Linked DNA regions of Homo sapiens: region 1 is linked to region 2. A link is a loop called in an ENCODE intact Hi-C map of the cell type or tissue named here. Cell type or tissue: left ventricle myocardium inferior. All regions are shown on one strand. Links, peaks and the distances in the headings refer to the core of each region. The heading gives the core; the rest is flanking DNA.

Region 1 (2,912 bases), core at 151-2,650, 56 kb after region 2:
AGTCACAACTGGTCACATTTGTTTAGAATTTTTTTTTTAATTTTTAATTTTTTTGTAGAGACAGGATTTCACCACATTGTCCAGGCTGGGCTCAAACTTCAGGGCTCAAGCGATCTGCCCACCTTGGCCTCCCAAAGTGCTGGAATTACAGGCATGACCCACCACACCCAGCCTAGAGTTTCATATTTTTCAGCCTCTCTGAGTTGCTGCATAACCTCTCCAGAGTTAAATAGGAAGTGAACACTAAGTGTTCTGAATCGAGTTGAAGAAGGAGAGAGGTATCTTGTGTTCATCTTTTTCCCCTCCTGATTCCTGAATCTTCTTGTCTGACATTTCCTCTTGAAAATATGTTTGGACTTAAAGCAGGCGAGATGATTGGAAGAGGAGTTGTGATTAGGAAGGGAAGAAGGTAATGAAATTTGATGTTATTAGACTGTAGGACCAAATAAGCAAAATGGGGGAAACATTCTCAAGACTTCAGTTTACTCCAAAGGTAAAAATCCTAACTCCAACTTGTTCTGTTGCACTAGAATTTCTTTTTCAAGCAATAACCTTAGAAGAAATAAACTTTCAAGAAATAACCTTAGAAGACAAGGTTTCTATACTGGCTTGGGTGCTATATAGATATGTGTCCTCTGCCAAATCACATCACATTTCTAGGCTTCAGTTTTCTTAATCATAAAATGAGGTAATTGGACTAAATCAATCCTGGTCACTGCAAACCTACTAAAAATTCCATAATTATAAACAGATCATCTCAATCTTCTTTCTGCTAAAACGCCAACCACATACAATCAAGTTCTTTATTAGAGACAAAGACTGTTACATGAATTGAAAGGACTGGTTGTAAATGGCTCTATTTGGCAGGGCCCTCTACCAAGATATGGAAATAAGTATCATCCATGCTAATACTAATACCACCACTATTATGTGTCAAATTGTGTTCCTACTTTCCAGTACCACAGAATGTGATCTTATTTGGAAATAGGGTCCTTGCAGATGGAATTGGTTATGGTGAGGTCATATTGATGTTGGGTGGGATCTTACTCTAAAATAATTGGTGTCCTTACAAGAAGAGGAGAGAGATATACAGAGAATACCATGTGAAGACACAAAGACACACAAAGAGAGTCAGCCTGGCGTGGTGGCTCACACCTGTAATCCCAGCACTTTGGGAGGCTGAGGCAGGTGGATCACCTGAGGTCGGGAGTTCAAGACCAGCCTGACCAACATGGAGAAACCCCATCTCTACTGAAAATACAAAAAATTAGCCGGGCATGGTGGCACATGCCTGTAATCCCAGCTACTCAGGAGGCTGAGGCAGGAGAATAGCTTGAACTTGGGAGGTGGAGGTTGTGGTGAGCCGAGATCGCGCCATTGCACTCCAGCCTGGGCAACAAGAGTAAAACTCTGTCTTTAAAAAAAAAAAAACACTCACGAGGAGAAAACAGCCATAAGACGACAGAGGTGGGAGATTACAGCGATGCATCTACAAACCAAGGAATGCCGAAGATTGCCAGCAAACCAACAGAACTAGAAGAGGCAAAGGAGGATTCTCCCCTATAGGTTTCAGAGACAGCACGGCCCTGCCAGTGCCCCAGTTTCAGACTTCCAGACTCCAGAACTGTGACACAATAAACTTGTGTTATTTTAAACCATCCAGTTGACGGTATTCTGTTACAGCAGTCTTAGGAAATGAATACAACTACCAATAGTTCACATTCATTGAATGCCAACAGCTAATATTCACGAATATTAATATATTACTGTGGGCCAGTGCTAAGTATTCTATGTACAGAATCTCTTTCAACTGTCACAACAGGCTTATGAAGTTAATACTATTTTTATCTGTATTTTACAGGTGAGGAATGTAAGATCTGGGGAGTTAAGATCATGCCCACAGTCATCTAGGTAAGTGATGAAGTTGGAGCTTTGAGCTGCAGGATCCTTTGGTGTAAGGGTTTAAGGGGATTTCATATATAATATTTGAGGCCTCTGTGGATACCATGCTTTTTACAATATTCACTTTGTTCTGCCTGTTTATAATTTGTTTGTTCAACCAAATTGAATGAATAATAAAGCACTGCAAATTTAACATGTCCCATATGGTATTCTTCATTTTTCTCTTCCAAGCCTCTTCTTCGATTTCCCGTTAAAACACCTCCTTCAGGTTGGACATAATGACTCATGTTTGTAATCCCAGCATTTTTGAGGGGTGGGCAACATAGTGAGATCCCACATCTCTATAAAAATCTAAAAAATTAGCTGGCATGTGCCTGTGATCACAGCTACTTGGGATATTGAAGTAGGAGGATCACTTGAGCCCAGGGGTTCAAGGCTGTAGTGAGAGCTATGATCGCACCACTGTACTCCAGCCTGGGAGACTGTGTGAAACCCTATCTCAAAAACAAAAACAAAACCTCCTTCCCCCAGTCTCAGTTGGAGACTGCATTTGTTCAAGCCACAATCCTGAATCATCCTCACTTTCTCCACTCATCCCACCCACAGAAAAAACCAGCAGGTCCTGGCTCCTCGGACTGTGTATTAAATCAAATCCTATCTCACCATCCCTACTGCTGCCTGTCCATCCTAGCCCCCAGCCTTCCTCCTCTGAGTTTACTGCTATCAACAGAAAGAGTCAAACTCTGTAAAATATTTGAAGAGATGTATTCTGAGTCAAATAGGAGTGACCAGTGGTCTGTGACATAGCCCTCAGGAGATCCTGAGAACATGTGCCCAAGGTGGTCTGGGCACAGCCTGGTTTGTTTGTTTGTTTGTTTGGTTTTTGAGACAGGGTCTCACTCTGTTGCCCTGGCTGGAGTGCAGTGGTGTGATATCGCTCACTGCAGCCTCAACCTACCAGACTCAAGCAATCCTCCCACCTAAGCCTCCAGAGTAGCTGGGACTACAGG
Region 2 (2,912 bases), core at 138-2,637:
CAATTCAGAGGAGACAAACGAAGAAATAGAAAATTACTCTGTAATATGGTAAAACCAAACCTTGAGAAATACCTGAGATTTAAGACATCCTAGAGAAGGATTACCTAACCCAGACAACTATGCATATCCCTTCATGGTGTACCCCTAAATGTACCTTCTGAAACCCCAGCCTCATCCCTTCCAGGAGAGGGTCCCGTGATGGCCTCTTTGAGAACCATCAGTCATCCATACTAATTTGATCCCCCATATCAATTACTCCTCCAGGAGCAGCTAAAGAGTTGTGGGATCTGCCTATCAAACCCAACCCTAGCCAGTAAACCCAAATGACAATGATGCAAATGATGGACAATGCAAGGAAGAATGAAGTCAGTATAACTTCACAGCTCTACTGAAAAGCAGTGTTGAGCTTCAAAAAGGCAGGAGAGCTCATCACGCTGTTACAATATGCAGCTCCAGACAAAACCTGAGCCATGAGACTTGACGAAAAAGGAAATTTGGTGATGAGCTGATGAGCTGCCACAGGAGAGGGCAGACAATACGGAGGGTTCAGAGGAACCCTGCAAACTCAGGCACTCCCACAGGCTAGCTCAGCTCTCCTGCCTCCTTGCATCTCTTTCCTTTCAGTACCAGAGTTGTGAATCACCTCCTGCAGCAATCTCACCTGAGGGCAACCAACTCACAGTAAATTAGTACTGGGGAAAGGAATGGAGGAGATATGTGACTCTTTTCCCTGAGGTGGCTCTTTTTTCCACACAGTTTGGGGAAGTTTGGTGACACATCAGAGATTATCCAGAGATACACAGAGCACCAATGTGGGCAGATGCCCCAGGCTTTCGTGAGCCATGTAGCATTTCTGCTTTTCTCTGTGGCTTCACCTTACAGTCTGTACCTAGGCTAGGCCTGTGGGAACATTTCAGGCTGGAGCAATAAGGAATGAAACCTGGGGCTAGAAATTCTGTTTGTGGAAATGTGAGTCCCTGAGATGACAGAGGACTTGCTAATCACAGTTGAAAGGGCTATGGCCCTTTGTACCATGGTCTTTCATCTCTCTGGAAAAATTACCAACAATGACACACAGCAGTTAAAATGGATTGTGAAATCAAAGAGCCAGACAAACTTCACACATTGTCTTCCTTAAATTACTAAGAACTTTCTTTGCCGAATGATACAAATATACCTGACTTACTGTGCAGAGAGATTCCTCATCTGCCTTCTAGATGCTAACCTGTAGCTGTCCTCCTGCACCTGGCTCTCCCTCTCCCTGACAAGGAAGTAAGGGCCAGAGGGGGGTGTGAAATTGTATTCTTCAGTTTATTTAATCCCTGTGGCTACCTAGCACGTGAAAATAGATTTGCCTCTTTGACACCAATACATTTGGTAAGCTCAAGAGCCTAGAGGCAGAAGACCTGGGTTAAATTCTGGCTCCTTGAGCCTCCCCAGTCTGCCCTGGATGGATCACTTATCCTCTCTGAGCCTCACTTCCCTCATCTGTAAAACAGGGGGATGACAACTTTCATGGCAGTGGTCAGGCTCGGCTTCTGACCCCATTGTGAGAGCATCCTGCAGCCTAGCTGCCTGGACAGTCTCCTCTTTCTCTGAAGGCCCCTGCTCAGCCTTTACAACCGGGTAACTTGTGCTGCTCTTAAGCCTGGAGATGGTGGCAGGAAGCACAGAGGGGGGTGTAAGGAATAAATCAAGTGGCTGGGTAATTAATTTAGAATAACTTAAGCACTGAATGTGGAAGAGAAACAAAAGTGATGACATTTAATGAATGTGTCAGTTGATATCTCACTCATTCCAGCTGTCTTTTAAAATGTCAAATATCCCCTTCCTTTTCCTTGCAGCTGGAAGGTACATGCTAAAAACAACAATTCTGTCCCAGTAGGTTAGCACAGGCACATAATTCAGAAGCAGGACGTCCTAGAGGCTGTAGGAACAGGAGACTATGCCCATCACCCTAGACAGCTGGACGCTGCAGCTGCTCCTTGCGCCCCACACCAGGCCACTCTCCTAGCTCTTCAGCTACCTTCTTGCTATCAACCATAAAAAAACACACAAGACGTCGATGCCAAGAGAAAGACAGTCAGTGTGCTTTAGGGTCCTTTCCCCTGTTTGTGTCTCTTCAAACTTCTCAGGGCTTGAAAGTTTTCGAGAGAAAACCTTAGCTGAACTCCAGGGAGAGAGAAAGCCAGGAGACGGTTGCCCCAGAGAACTCCAGGCTCAGGCATTTCCATTCTGAGCTGATTGGCCCTTGGCTCAGTCTTCTATAAATACCAGATACTGCTTCAGAGACAAACCAGGGGAACAAGCCAGCTGGATTTTCACTTTGGGGGAAAATGTCAAGCCAAGCGGCACCAAACACTTTTCATCTCAAACTCCAACTCTTACCCCCTAAAGGGAGCTTCCTCACTTTCAGCCACAGCTGAGCAGCCGCCTCTTCAACCTCACAGGGTGCTGAGCTACAAGGAGGAAGAGCCGCTAAAGAGCAAGCAAAAAACTGGCCAGTGGTCAGACAACCCAGAAGCAGAAGTGACCTCGGCAGTCCGAAAAGTTCCAGCAACCCGAGCTTATTGACCCGAGAGCAGCTTCTGGCTTGAGGAGCAGAGAGGGCCGTGGTCTTCTAGGCCATCTGGGGAGAGGCGCAGAGTGAGCTAGTGTGGGACAACTATGAACAGCTCAGCTTTGGCCAAGCACAGCCGTTCAGGGAAGACACAGTGACAGGTCAGAGCAGAGGCCACCCTTCCACTGTCCAGTTTAGAGCCAGGTTGTGCCGGGAGTCCATACCAGCCCCTCAGGCAAAGGCGGAGCTCCACTGCCTCAGTGCTCCCTTACTGAAGGAGCAGAGCCCAACCATGCCGACGCTCACCCCTGCTGACCTGCTCACCGATGCTCAAAGTCAATGGCTTCTTAAA

Evidence for each region. A loop is a pair of places that touch in the nucleus more often than their neighbours do. Peaks named below come from ENCODE experiments on the same cell type or tissue, not always from the same donor. Only the 100,000 strongest peaks of a DNase experiment are listed, where the experiment ranks them.
Region 1: it touches region 2 in a loop (8-fold over the local background); 3 of 110 quality-filtered maps call a loop at or near these places.

What each region holds. Positions count from the first base shown.
Region 1 is chr1:114,025,725-114,028,636 of GRCh38, reverse strand. No RefSeq gene overlaps it. Among named protein-coding and RNA genes, the nearest start is that of OLFML3, 48 kb to the right of the region's middle. In left ventricle myocardium inferior, for the core only: no CTCF peak of the experiment used is centred there; no DNase peak of the experiment used is centred there; H3K27me3 peaks cover 164 bases.
Region 2 is chr1:114,081,236-114,084,147 of GRCh38, reverse strand. No RefSeq gene overlaps it. Among named protein-coding and RNA genes, the nearest start is that of SYT6, 71 kb to the left of the region's middle. In left ventricle myocardium inferior, for the core only: no CTCF peak of the experiment used is centred there; no DNase peak of the experiment used is centred there; H3K4me3 peaks cover 572 bases; H3K27ac peaks cover 568 bases.